Linked DNA regions of Homo sapiens: region 1 is linked to region 2. Evidence: chromatin contacts called from ENCODE Hi-C or POLR2A ChIA-PET data. All regions are on one chromosome and are shown on one strand. Each heading gives the region's core, a stretch centred on a gene start or an enhancer-like site at or near the end of the contact. The rest is flanking DNA. Distances are from core to core; before and after follow the strand shown.

Evidence for each region. Hi-C counts contacts between places; a loop is a spot of excess contacts on that map. ChIA-PET counts read pairs that join two places held with the same protein, here RNA polymerase II (POLR2A). Pooled maps may share reads with other maps.
Region 1: a map of CD8-positive, alpha-beta T cell shows a loop between it and region 2 (6-fold over the local background). The contact joins the promoter of CNOT6 here to the promoter of ZNF354C in region 2. A Hi-C loop is called at or near these places in 1 of 168 maps with a recorded cell type or tissue (CD8-positive, alpha-beta T cell) and 3 of 50 pooled maps. POLR2A ChIA-PET finds 5 or more read pairs at or near these places in 1 of 52 experiments (activated T-cell).

What each region holds. Positions count from the first base shown.
Region 1 is chr5:180,488,246-180,495,664 of GRCh38, forward strand. CNOT6 (CCR4-NOT transcription complex subunit 6) reads left to right here and starts at 6,134. Exons shown (of 12, transcript NM_001370472.1): 1 at 6,134-6,518. RefSeq lists silencers at 5,874-6,073, 6,204-6,343, 6,514-6,613, 6,644-6,903.
Region 2 is chr5:179,055,830-179,063,052 of GRCh38, forward strand. It overlaps ZNF354C (zinc finger protein 354C), which reads left to right and starts at 4,544. Exons shown (of 5, transcript NM_014594.3): 1 at 4,544-4,837; 2 at 6,186-6,266. The coding sequence starts at 6,240. RefSeq lists an enhancer at 4,863-5,398.

The DNA of each region.
Region 1 (7,419 bases), core at 4,884-7,383, 1.4 Mb after region 2:
CCTGCAGTCCCAAAGCAGCACAAGGCATCAGATGGCAACAGGGATGGGTGTGCGAAGGTGCTAGCTCAGGTCTGTCTTCCTCTTCCTACAAAGCCACCAGTTCCTCTCCCATGATAACCCATTAATTAATCCATGAATGAATTCATTCATTCATGTGGGCTGAATTTTACCTCAGTTAAAGAAAATAGGGTAACCTAACCTTGAGAACATTGTCAGAGAAACTTTGAGGAATTATTTACCTTCATATATACATACTGTGAAATTCAAATACTTATTTCCCTTAGACTCTTATTCATGTATGTGTAAGAGACAGAGAGAAACAGAGTCGGAGACAGAGTTTTAGTTGACTTGAAAAAAGGAAACAGACTTTTATACACTGTTGGTGGAAATATAAACTGGTACAGACTTTTCAAAGAGCCATTTGGCAATATCTACCAAAACCCGCTCATTTTTTGTATTTTTTGTAGAGATGGGGTTTTGCTATGTTGCTCAGGCTGGTCTCAACCTCCTGAGCTCAAGCGATCTGCCAGCCTGGGAGAGTCCTCATGGCCCAATCACCTCTTAAAGACCCCACCTCTCAATACTGGGCCATCCCTTGAAACCATTCTGCCCTCTAGGCCCTCTAGGCCTCAGAGCCTGTGACAGCAAGTGTAGCCTCAAAGACCTCCAAAATGCCCTAGAGGTCTTTCTTCTATTTTTTTTTTTTTTTTTTTGAGGTGGAGTTTTGCTCTTGTTGCCCAGGCTGGAGTACAACGGCATGATCTCGGCTCGCTGCAACCTCCACCTCCCAGGTTCAAGCAATTCTCCTGCCTCAGCCTCCCAAGTAGCTGGGATTACAGGCGACTGCCAACACGCCCGGCTAATTTTTTGTATTTTTAGTAGAGACGGGGTTGGTTTCAGCATGTTGGCCAGGCTGGTCGCGAACTCCTGATCTCAGGTGATCCACCCCGCCTCGTCCTCCCAAAGTGCTGGGATTACAGGTGTGAGCCACCGTGAGTGACCAGCTCCATGCTCTTTGATGATCCTTTTTCTCTGTACTAATCTTGGTGAAAGACCACTGGGCCACCCTTGGTTTCTGCTTTTGAACACACTTTTTCATTCTACATGGCCAGGCTGAGTTTTGCAAATTTGTCTGCTTTGTTTCTCTTTTGATTGTTAATTCTGTCTTCATGAGTGCTGGAGGAGACAAATATTCAAACCACAGCAACATTCTCCATCAGTCCCAGGTTGGAATTCCAATGCCCCAGTCATGTTTGAGTGACAGACACCACGGCAACATCAACAATCATGGCCATCACCTAGGTGTCCATTTTCATTACTGAACCACCCATCTGAGGCCACCCTCTCAGAGTTAACAGGAATCCCGGACAGAAATATAGTTATAATTAAGCATTAATCAGGCGGCACTTAGGCCCACTTCCTTGTAACAGAAAGTCATGTAGCTCCGGACACTGACCATTATGCACCCCCGCTGTTACTACAGATGGGATTTCTGATGTTAGGGTCCTAAGGCTTTTGTTTAAAAATCACTTAAGCAGCCTGGCACAGTGGCTCACGCCTGTAATACTAGCACTTTGGGAGGCCGAGGCGGGCAGATTGCTTGAGGGCAGGAGCTGGAGACCAGCCTGGGCAACAAGGTGAAACCCCATGTCAACAACAACAATTAACGGGGTGTGGTGTATGCCTGCAGTCCCAGCCTCTCCGGAGGCTGAGGTGGGAGGATCACCTGAGCCCAAGGAGGTTGAGACTGCAGTGAGCCGTGATCATGCCACTGCACTCCAGCCTGGGTGACAGAGTGAGAACCTGTCTCAAAAATACAGTAACATAAATAAATATAGGCCGGGTACAGTGGCTCACACCTGTAATCCCAGCATTTTGGGAGGCCGAGGCGGGTAAATCACGAGGTCAGGAGTTCAAGACCAGCCTGGCCAACGTGGTGAAACCCCGTCTCTACTAAAAATACAAAAATTAGCTGGGTGTGGTGGTGTGCCTCTGTAATCCCAGCTACTCGGGAAACTGAGGCAGGAGAATTGCTTGAATCTGGGAGGTGGAGCTTGCAACAAGCCGAGATTGTGCCACTGTGCTCCAGCCTGGGCAACAGAGCAAGACTCTGTCTCAGGGAAAAAAATAAAAAAACAAAAATAAGTAAATAAATATGAAAGAAGTGCTCAAGCAGATCCTGAACTCCAGTCGAACAGGTGATGCCAACCAGTTTGAAGACCCCCAACCCTTGCCCAAAGGAACCAATCAGCATGAGAATCAGCACGGCTTCATCCTGCTCTCCTTGACAAACCAGCAATCTCCATTCTTCAGCCCACTCCAAAACCCTTGAAAATCCTAGCCCCAAACTCATCAGGGAGGCAGATTTGGTTTCTTCTTGTCTCCACATCCAGTGGCCCTAGGATTCAAACCTCCTCTGCTGCAGCCTGGTGTCTTGGCGCATTGACTTGCTGTGCACATCGGATGATGACCCTATTCTGGTGACGCATCCCTCTGTGCAACGCATTTACTGGTCAAATTAGAATTATTTTGGTTGTAAGCTACAGAAGCCAAACTCAAACTTAAGCGAAAAAAAAAAAGTATTGGTTTGTATACCTGGAATAGGTTCTGGTATAGGTCACGAGCTAAAGGAAAAAACTACTGAAACAAGTTGTCAGGCCCTTGCTCTGAGACTCCACATCTTCACCAGTGTCTCATCTCTCCATGTGGTGGGGAAGATGGCACTGGCTGCCACCAATTCATGCTGTCCTCGCTTAGCACGTATCAATCCCAGACTGGTCCTGCTTTGGTACTGCCTGACTGCAGTAGAAACAAGGCCCAGGCCAGGCCAGTGAGAGCCTGCCCTGGGTCTTTGGCTGGAATCATTAGGAAAGAAGCACCTTCTCTAAGCGGAGAAGCTGGTAGAATCTAAGCCTGCAGGTGTTGGTGGCATCTTTCCCGCTTGTGAGGCCTGCAGAGAGAACAGGATGGAGGGTGGGAGGTGAGATCGATTCTTGATGCCACCTTACAATGCCTGAATGGTTCAGCATTCCCTCTTTCAATTCAATTCCCTCCTTCTTGCAAAGAAATATTGAGTTGTGAGTTTTATAACTTGCAATGGGAGGTCTGGCCTAACATGAGGGGCACTTTGATCTGGCCTGAAAGGGTGAGTAGGTATTTTGCGGGGTTCTCCTCGGATATGCAGAAAGAAAAGGGCATGCACAGCAGAGCCACTATCGTACCCTCCTGGTGGCAGCAAGTCTCCCCAGAGGGCTCCAATTAGTCCACCCCGCCCTGCATGCACGCGCAGCTCCTCCACAGCTTATGTCCTCTCCTCTTGAATCTGGCTTGGGCTTGTGCCTGCTTTAATTCATAGAATATTGAGGAAGTGGCCTTCTTCAGAAGGCCTGGCAGCTTCGCTTTCCTCTTGGAGCCCCTGGTTGTCATGTAGGAAGTGCAGGATCACCTCCTGCTGGGGAAAGGGGCCACACACAAAGGCTGAAGGATGAGACACTGCGGGGGAGGCCTCGTTAGGGGGCAGCGAGGTGCCAGACATTCAACACCCAGCTGCCACCTTTGGTATAGGCATGAGGCCCCAAGGGTGAACATCAGAATCATGAGATACAGTAAAACTGTTGCTTTATGCTACCAAGATTTTGTGCAACAAGACCTCCCCTCCTCCATACAGTCGTGCCAGTCACAAGGGAATTGCTCCCTCTGTTTTTTGTTTTGTTTTGTTTGAGTTTTTTTTTTTTTTTTTTTGAGACAGTCTTGCTCTGTTGCCCAGGCTGGAGTGCCATGGCGCAACCTTAGCTCACTGCAACCTCTGCCTCCTGGATTCAAGCGATTCTCATGCCTCAGCCTCCTAAGTAGCTGGGATTACAGGTGCCCGCCACTGCACCCAGCTAATTTTTTTTTTTTTTTTTGTATTTTTAGTAGAGACGGGGTTTTGCCATGTTGGCCAGGCTGGTCTCGAACTCCTGGCCTCAAGTCATCTGCCCGCCTCGGCCTCCCAAAGTGCTGGGATTACAGGCGTTGAGTCCCCGCACCGGGCTGAGGTAGCTGCCTCTGGCCAAATTACAAAAAGGCACCCAGGCTGGAGCACAGACGGCCAGGGCACTCACACAGGGAGGAGAGGCCCTGCAGGGTGTCTGTCCCATTGGCCCCTCAGCCTGGGATACTCTGTACAGCACAGGGCCGCACAACTCCCTGCTGTACAGGAGGAGGTTGTGGAGGGATGGCCACAGGCAGCTTACTGGTCTACATGTGTTCTTCCTGACTCCTAAACTTCTGCACTGCTCTGTCTTTGCCCAGTGTCCTATGGCGCTAGAGGCCTGGGCTGTCACTCCTGATGTCATGGCAGTGCCAAGCGATGACCATCCCAAGGCCGTGCTGGGGAGAGGGGGATCATCTTCACCTCTGAACAGCTTTTGTCCCTCATCCTTTCCTTGCCCTTCCAGCCAGGTCTCCTCCACCCCAGGCAACAGCAACCCATTTCCCACATCCCCAGCTCTCAACAGCCTTCACTGAAGCAGAAGCCTCGGTTTGTTGCTACTGTTAGTTCCTGGAACCTGTCTCACTCTCATTTCTTCAGGGTTGATTTTCCAGGAAGCAGTTAGCAGCCTATCCTAGTTTGCCACATAGGTGGGCAGGCAGCTTTCCTTTTCCTTCACGCCTTCAACATATAGCTCAAATTTTTTTTTTTTTTTTGAGACAGGGTTTCGCTCTTGCTGCCCAGGCCTGAGTGCAATGGTGCGATCTCCGCTTACTACAACCTCCGCCTCCCAGGTTCAAATGATTCTCCTGCCTGCCTCAGCCTCCCGAGTAGCTGGGATTACAGGTGCAAGCCACCAGACCTGGCTAATTTTTTGTACTTTTAGTAGGGACGAAGTTTCGCCATGTTGGTCAGGCTGTTTTCCAACTCCGGACCTCAGGTGATCTGCCCCCCTCGGCCTCCCAAAGTGCTGGGATTACAGGCGTGAGCCACCGCGCCCGACCAATATACCTCCAATATTAAGTCTGTTGGGTGTTATTCTTGCCCCTAGACTGTGAGCTTACTCAGGGCTGGGTGGGGTCTGATTCATCTCTGTGCCCTGACCATCAGTCAACTAATATTTCTTGATGTAAGCATCATGAATCAGCCCAGTCATTTCTCTGCTGACCTTCAAACACCAGAGTTTGCCCTGAACACCTTTTGATCTTGGAGCACAGCAGCTGCTGTCCGTTACCCAGGCTAGGACCCCAGCACCAAAACTGTCCATTAATGTAATGGAATGAATTACCATTAATAGGCTGAAGTGGTATGTTAACTTACTCTTCTTTGTATAATTGAGGAAGGAATAATATTCGACTGTTCACGATTGAATGTCTTGTCTTTAGGCAGATCAAGATACTGGCTCCGGTCAAATACTGTGTTTCGACGTGATTGACAGGCGAAGGCTTAAGGAAAAGGAAGAGGAGAAAAAAAGGGGAGGACGATCAAGGAAAAGAGGAGATAAAAGTGGACAACCCAGCCGGGCGCGGTGGCTCACGCCTGCCATCCCAGCACTTTGGGAGGCGGAGGTGGGCGGATCACGAGGTCAGGAGATGGAGACCATCCTGGCTAACACGGTGAAACCCCGTCTCTACTAAAAATACAAAAAATGAGCCGGGCGCGGTGGCGGGCGCCTGTAGTCCCAGCTACTCGGGAGGCTGAGGCAGGAGAATGGTGTGAACCCGGGAGGCGGAGCTTGCAGTGAGCCAAGATCGCCCCACTGCACTCTGGCCTGGGTGAAAGAGCAAGACACCGTCTCAAAAAACAAAAAAAAAGTGGACAACCTGGGGCGGAAAAAGAAGTAGATGAAAAATGGAGGAGCGCTAAGGAGAGGAGAAAACAGAAGTGCCAAGGCAGGAAAGGAGCGAGGAGAGCGGGAACAGAAGGAGACGAAGGATGGACGGAGAGGAAGGGATGGAGGGCGGCAGGCAGGGAGGCAGGGCCCGCAGCGCGCCGGGCCGGTCCACCGCTCTCCAGCGCGGGGGTAAGGGGGCGGGGCCTGGGCAGCTGCGTGCCGGGAGCGACCCCCGCACCGAAGGGCGGATGGTTGTGCCCGGCGACGGCGCCCAATGAGCGGCCAGGATGTTGGAGCGCCGGCGGCGGTCCGGGCGCTCGCTGGCTGAGGGACGGCGGCCGCCGCCATGATGCTTGTTTGCTTTCAATGAAAACGAGGGGGGCGCGGAGGAGGAGGCGGCGGCGTCGGTGGCGGCGGCGACGGCGGCGCGGAGGCGAAGGCAGCGGCGGGCGCAGCGAGGAGGGCGAGGCCGGGGGCCGAGAGGGCGGGAGGGCGTAGTGGCGGCCCGTCGGGGCGGCTGAGGCGGGCAGCCGAAGCAGTGGCTCTCGGAGGGGGAACAAAGAGCAGCGACTAAGGCGGCAGAGGAGCGGCGGCGGTGGCGGCGCTGCAGCAGCGGGCGGGACTGGTATGGTGGTTCCACAGGGCAGACCCCGCTGCACTCACAGGGAGGAGGAGGCGGCAGCGGCGGAGGAAGGCGGCGCACCCCGAGAGGTGAGCGAGGCAGGCCGGAGGCCCGGTCGGGGCGCCGCTCCTCTCTCCGGCCGCGCACGGACCGCCCCCCGTCGGCCGGGCTCGGTCGCGGGCAACTTTCGTTTCGTGGGCGGCGGTCCCGCTGCTCCGCAAGCTGGCGGCTGTTGGGGGCCCCTTCGACGCGCCGCGATCGCGCCCCGCCCCGGGCCGCGCCCCCGGGCCGAGTCCCTGGGAGGGGGGCGTTGATTGACGGCGGCGGCGGCGGCGCGCAGAGGGGAGAGGGTCGGCGCTGGGCTCCCGGATCCCGGCCGGTCCCGGCTGCCGTCGTCGGAGGAGGCGAGTCCGTGTCCCGGGACTCGTGGCCAAGATGGGTGGCAACTTTTGAGAAGCGCCTCTGTGGGTGGCGCGCTGTGTGGAGTGTGGAGCTTCGCGCTCCGTGGCCACAATTACTGTCAAGCGGGAAACCAACTGCTTACCCCCTCCCCTAAAATGTTTTTAAAATTCAGTTTAACGCAGATTTTGAGGGAGAGGACGGGGTGGATTACAGGTTAAAGAAGCACTTGGCATGCAATGAGGATGCTTATTTTATAGTATTGCGAAGGATTCGGAGATTGTACTGGTTTCTACAAGCAGTTTTCTCTGGTAACCCAAATTGCATCCCTCCTTTTTGTTTTTCAGCACTAATCGCTATTTTCTTTGGAAACTTCCTTTGATTCTTTACCTCCTTCACCTTCCCCGAAGAGCCTGCTAACCAACACCTGTGGCCTTCTGTTTTTAACTGTTGTTGCCATTGACAGCGTTGTGAATGGTCATCTCGCTCGAGCTCTTTGGATTTGTTGTTACTGTGTAAGCTGATGTGTTTTAGATAATCTGCTTCAATTTGAGTTCCCATACTTACCTGTTTTCCAGGTGGATTGTCTCA
Region 2 (7,223 bases), core at 3,294-5,793:
TGCCTAGTGAAAACGAGGGCTCAGAACGGCCTGACTAAAGTTTGGTCAAGGAGGTAGTCTTATCACTCTCCGCTACTCAGCGCATTCTCGTCTCGTTCAGAGTGAAATCCACTGACACAGAACCCATTAAGAACCTCCACGTTCTGCCCCCTTGCCTAGGATCTCCTACTGTTCTCTCCCTTTTCTTTCTGCTTCAGCAACAGTGTCCTTATTGTTCCTTCAACAAGCCAGGCATGCTCCCACCTCAGGGTATTCGAATCCGCTTTTCATTCTGCCAGAAAGACTTCCCACAGATACTTAAATTGGCCCATCCCTCATCTTCTGCAGGTCTTTCTTCAAATGTCACCCTCTCAATGAAATGTTTCTTAACCACTTTGTGTAAAATTGCAAACTCTCCCACCCTCCATGTTCCTGTTCCCTTTTTAAATTCTTGTTTGCACTTACAGGGAAGTTTAAATTTTTCCCCTGAAGTTTCGATAATTTGAGTCTATAAAACAAAATGATACATAGCTGAATAGGAAAAAAAGGCATACAAATTTTATTAAAGTTCATACAAGCACAGGAGTGATACAACATACAAAAACTCAAAGAAAGGCAAGGTAGTTGATATTTTTATACCATCTTGAAGTTACAGGAAGAACAGGGGCTTGGATCACGGCTAAGGCGGGTTATAGGAGGGAGAGAAGAGGAAAGACCTGAAGAAAAGGTAGACTCATTATGCAAATGAAGCTGCACAGGTAGCAGCCTAAGAGCAAATGGTAGCCCGTGGTTAAAGTTTGCACCAGATTTTCAAAGGTGTCAGACTCTCAGTTAGTCTTTCTCAGATCTGGACGAGGGGAGAGCCTCAGAGAAAGCCTATTCACATCTGTTGTTGACTGCACTTCATTTCCTCAACAGATGCAAGTCTCCTCTACAAAAGACAGCTTTTCAGGACTATTCCTGTCTGCAAGCTCTCTGAATAGCCATCTCAAGATATGTCAGGGAAGTATGTTTTGGAGTGAATTATTTTGGTTGCCTTCACACTCATCTCTATCTCAAAACGTATTTATTCCTCTTATTATCTTTCCTCTCTCTCTTCCAGTAAAATTCAAGCTGCATTTGTGCACAGGTTTTGCCAGTTTTGCCCACTGGTGTATTTCCAGAATCTGGCACAATGCTAGGCACAGGATAAGTGTTCAACATAATTTTTGTTGTTGCTGAATGAATCAATAATGAAATCCTATACAGTAATGAAAAGGAATGAACTTTGCATGTATCAAGGTAGACTAATCTAAAAGTGTTTGTGTTGAACACATATATACACATGATACATATATGCATGTATATACACATGATATATATACATATATACACATATAGGCATATACACATATATATGCAGAAATCTTTATATAAAGGGTATCTGCTATATACATACATATTGTATATTGTATAAAAGTTGAATACAATGTACAATTGAAACTATACAATTGTATATTGTATGTATATAGCAGATTACCTTTATATACATACATATTGTATATTGTATGTATATAGCAGGTTGTCTTTTTATAAAGATTTAAAATGTTGCAAAAGTAAACAATGTTTAGGGACACATGCATGTGGAGTAATTATCAAACAAAACAAAGGAATGCTGAAAGCAACTCAGGAAAATGACTTGGGAGCACTGTGAACAAGGCTTCCAAATTTTGGGTAAATTTCTCTTTGGTAACCCAAGTGTTGGGTATGTGGGTATTTGTTTTATTATTATTAAACCATGGGCCTCGCACAGTGGCTCATGCCTCTAATCCCAGCACTTTGGGAGGCTGAGGTGGGCAGATCACGAGGTCAAGAGATCAAGACCATCCTGATCAACATGGTGAAACCCCATCTCTACTAAAAATACAAAAATTAGCTGGGCATGGTGGTACGTGCCTGTAGTCCCAGCTACTCAGGAGGCTGAGGCAGGAGACTGCTTGAACCTAGGAGGTAGAGGTTGCAGTGAGCCAAGGTCGCGCCACTGTACTCCAGCCTGGCGACAGAGTGAGACTCCATCTCAAAATAAATAAATAAATAAATAAATAAAAACAAAAATCTGTGCCTATGAATACATTATCTCCTGTGTATGGTACACATTAAAAGAATTTAAAATAACATAACTATCTTGTGGTTTTGATTTGCATTTCTCTGATGATTAGTAATGTTGAACATTTTTCATATACCTGTTGGCCATTTGAATGTCTTTTTGAGAAATGTCTATTCAGGTCCTTTGCCTATTTTTTTTTTTTTTTTTTTTTTTGAGGCAGGGTCTCACTCTGTCACCCTGGCTGGAGTGCAGTGGTGCTATTTTTGCTCACTGCAGCCTCAACCTCTGGGTTCAAGCAATCCTCTGCGCTCAGCCTCCTGAGTAGCTGGGACTACAGGCCTGCACTGGCATGCCTGGCTAATTTCGTTTATTTTTTGTAAAGACAAGGTCTCACTATGTTGCTGAGGCTGCTCTGGAACCCCTGGGCACGAGTGATCCATCCACTTCCGCCTCCCAAAGTGCCGGGATTACAGGCATGAGTCATTGTGCCCAGCCCTTTGCCCATTTTTAATGGGACTCTTTGTATACTGTTGTGGTTTTTTTTGTTTTGTTTTTTCTTTGAGATGGCATCTCGCTCTGTCACCCAGGCTGGAGTGCAGTGGCATGATCTGAGCTCACTGCAACCTCCACCTCCCAGGTTCAAGGAATTCTCCTGCTTCAGCCTCCCAAGTAGCTGGGGTTTCAGGCATGCACCACCACGCCTGGCTATTTTTGCATTTTTAGTAGAGACGGGGTTTCGCCACATTGGCCTGGCTGGTCACAAACCTGTTATTTGAATTCTTTGTATATACTGGGTATTAGTCCTTTGTTGGATGAGTAATTTATAAATATTTTCTCTCAAGTTGTTGCTTCACTCTGTTGTTTCTTTTGCTGTGCAGACACTTTTTAGATTAATATAGTTGTTTATTTTTCTTTTTGTTGCCTGTGCTTTTGAGGTCTTAGCCACAGACCTCAAAAGCACAGGCAAGAAAAAGAAAAATCTTTGCCTAGATCAATGTCCTGAAGAGTTGTCCCGATGTTTCCTTCTATCAGTTTTATAGTTTGGAGTCTTTAAATCTTTAATCTATCTGGAGTTGACTTTTATATATGTTGAGAGAGAAGGGGTCCAAGTTCATTCTTCTGCATATTATTATCCAGTTTTCCCCAGAACCATTTATTAAAGACGTAGTCCTTTCCTCATTGTGTGTTCTTGGCACCTTTGTTGAAAATCAGTTGGCTGTAAATGGGTGCACTGATTTCTGGGTTCTCTTATTCTGTTCCATGGGGGGGTGTGTGTGTCTATTTTTATACAAATATCATGCTCTTTTGGTTACTAACACTTTCTAATTAGATATAAGCTCACTCCAGTTAGAATGATTATTATTATAAAGACAAAAAAATGACAGATGCCAGTGAGGATTTGGGGAAAAGGGAACTCTTATACACTATTGGTGGGAATGTAAATTAGTACAGCCACTATGGAAAACAGTGTGGAGGTTTCTCAAAAAACTAAAAATGGAACTACCATACAATCCAGCAACCCTACTACTGGTAAAGGGAGAGAAATCAGTATATGAAAAGGATACCTGCACTCACGTTTGTCACTGCACTATTTGCAGTAGCCAAGATATAGACTCAACCTACCAGCAATAGATGAATGGGTAAAGAAAATGTCATACATAGACACAATGGAATACTATTCTGCCATAAAAATGAATGAAATAATGTATTCACAGCAACATGGATGGAGCCGAAGGTCATTATGTTAAGTGAAATAAGCCAGGCACAGAAAGACAAGTACTGCATGTTCTCACTTATATTCGGGAGTTAAAACACTTGATCTCATGGACATAGACAACAGGAGGATAGATACCAAAGGCCAGGAAGGCCAGAAAGGAAGGGGAATGAAGAGAGGTTGGTTATGGGTACAAACATACAGTTAGATGGAAGAAATAATTTCTAATATTTAATAGCAGACTAGGGTGACTATACTTGGCAATAATATTGTGTATATTTCAAAGTAAATCGAAGAGAGGGCTTGAAATGATACCAACGCATAAAAATGATAAATGCTTAAGGTGATGGATACCCCAAATACTGTGACTTGATGATCATTACAGTCTATGCACGTAACAAGCACTCACATGGACCCTATACATTATGTAAATTATTTTGTATCAACAGAAAAGTAATCACAACCAGCGGTGGGAGCTACAGCACACTGATCCTCCTAAATGAATCTAATTTCCGGTTTTGTTTTTTCAAACTACTCCGCTTGCTTAACAAGTGCGCGGGCTGTAGGCAGCACGGCCAGCAGCTGGAGACCTCCTGCCTCGTGTGCGGCGTGCGTACTCCCTCGCACTGCAGCCCCTCCGCGCACTGTCGCCTTTGAGAGCTCTCGTTGGCGGAGGCGGTTCCTCTCCCGGAGTTCGCAGCGCGCACCGCGGCGTCCCCTGGGAAGTGTAGTCGGCGTGGGGCCGGAGGCATGCCGGGAGTGGTAGTTCTCCCGCGGTTGGCGGGGTTTCGGGGACAGCTCGCGGCCTTTCGGGGGTTCTCCTGGCTTGGGCCATCCAGGCTTGGCTAGGATTGCCGGCCTGGGGTTGAGGCGCTCGCAGTGGTCTCTTCCGGGCCGGGGTGGATCCGGGCCTCTCCAGCGAGTGGGCGGCGTGCAGCCTCGTCTGGGCTTCTGGGACCAGCCCTACGCGGCTCGGGCCCCTTGGCCACTGGGTCCCGGGGCGCCGTCCGCGAGCGGCCTGGACTGCCGGAGACCCGCGGGAGGGAGCGCCTCGCCAGGTGAGCTGGGTGCGCCGGGCCGCTGGGGTGGGGATGCCAGCCTTTTGTCGTTGTTCATTCTGCGATTTTCTTCTGTGCATTTTCTTCTGAGTAACGGAAATAATAAAAGCAATAGCTGATGCCCGCCGAGAGCGCTCGGGTGCCAGGCACCAGACTAGCGCATCGCCCGAACGAACTCCGCGCATCCCTGCTAACAGATAGGGTGGCGGTACGCTGTTCCCGCTCTGTCAGGAGGAGACCGAGGCAGAGTGGCGAGGTCATTGCCCCAGATGTAACTGGGGCCTGGGGCTAGGATCAGGATTGCCTTCCCGGCCCTTATGACTTTGGGCAGGTCACGACCTCCTGGTTTTCAGTCTCCGTAACATCTGTAAATGTGAAGATTGAAAATACTGCGTGGAAAACACTCACCGCTTCCTGGGAGGAGGTGCGCTTCGTCGCGTAACCGAGGCCTTGTGTGGCAGCTTCCCCTGGGCTGGTCGAGGCACCCGCTGGAACTGGCCTGGCAGAGCCCCAGGTTGGCTCCATGCTAGGGGGCACCCTGAGTCGCCGCTGCAGATCGCGGGCCTGGAGGCCCTCACACTTGCCCGGCTGCCCCAGGCAGCCTCTTCCCTTGCTTTCTGTGGGGCGGGCACGGTTTCCACCTCTCCCACCTGGGGTTGGTGTTTGGGCAGCGACGGCTGTTTCTGGTTGTGGGTGCCATTAGAGGCGGCACCTGTGGAGTATTAGGAGGGACAGCAAAGCTCTGGCTTTGGGTGGGGACAGTGCCTTAATCCTGTTACCTTGGGTAAAGTGTGGTAAGGCCCGACGAAGATCTAGTAAAGAGGCTGGGAAAGCTGAGTGGTTGGATTATGCTCACAGTTTCTTGGGGAGAACACAGCACTCCACGGAAGGACCACTCAGGGCGAGCAGTGGGGTCTGTCACCAGGGTAGGGATGCGGGGAAGCCTCTTTATCGTGGCTACCATAGGGAGGAAAGGGTGAGGCAGGGCAGGCAGGATGAGGATCAGCTAGCTAGGCTGGGAAGTGGCGCCCCAGGAGACTGGATATTCATTGCGACTTTTAGGTGTGCAGTTCAAAGCTAGCGAAGGACTCCAGACATCCATGGGGGAGTCACGGTTTGCCTAGAGGTAGCTGAGAGGCCCGAAGGTGGAAGTTAAAGAGTCCAAGTGCAGAAATAGAAGTAGGGTTGGCACATTGCCCTAGTAAACTAGTAAACACTCTTCTTGCTTTACATCATTACGGGGGGTGGCTTTTTTGAGACCTGATGGACATTATGGGCGGTTGTAACTTCCTCTCTCCAAGCCATCTCCTGACGCCAGGGTTCCTCTTGACACCTTTTTCCTCTGCAGACCCACCGTGTCCACACTCTGCTCTCCCTGGGCAGGAAGACTGAGGAGGAAGGGATGGCTGTGGATCTGCTGTCTGCTCAGGTGAGAGTGAGTGAAGGTTGTCTTTTTCATCAGTTGGCTTCTGGATTCAGAGATGGTAGACATGTTTCCAGACTTTGTCCAGGTACTTTTTGGTCCAACCAAAACGATGAAGAATCCGGAACCTCAAAAGTTTTTCCCAGTGTCTTGGGCTTAGCAAGGGGCTGCTGAGGAATGTGCCTCTTTTGTCCCGAGACTACTCTTAATTCACCCCGCTCACTCTGTGATCCACATTTGAGGCAGTTCTGAGCATATGCTTCCCACTACACTGGTGCTGGGTGGGGAGAATGGGGCATGAAGCAGTCTCTGTCTTCATAGAGGATATAGTCACACTTGGGGCTAAGATGTGGAAGGGCCGGAAGACAGCCTCCACAAGCATTTATTGAGCCCTATGTACAGGATCCTGTGCAGCACACGGGATGGAAAGAGGAAAGCTGTCATTTCCATCTTCTGGGAGTTCGTGGTATCGATCTTAGGAAACATGATTAAATGTTCAGGGGAAATATCCCAGAAGTGGGGGCATTCTGAGTTTATACTGGAGGCCAGGACTGATATTGGTGCTTAGAGAAGACTAAGGGCATCCCAGAAGGAGTTCAGCGTGGTTTGGGCTTTGAAGCCCAGAAGGAGGCAGGCCTGGGGCCTTCCCCTCCCAGTGCAGCGGGGATGTTAAGCTGTCCAAATGTCCATCTCACCTGTCTGATTGATTCCTCTATTTCCTTCTCTGATTCTTTTCTTTTTTCTCTGCTAGTTTAGCCTCTCTACCTGGGCTCTTTTTTCTTGTTCTTTCCCCATTTAAGATCCATTTTCATTACTTTAACCCTCAGCGTTCTGAGTATCTTCCCCAAATCTGTCCTCAGGCCTGACCTTTTTCCTAGCATTCCTGTCTGTCATTCCGACGTGGAAGTCCCATCTTTCCTTCAACACCAGCTCCCTTTCCTCTAGTCCCCTCCCTTCTGTGCA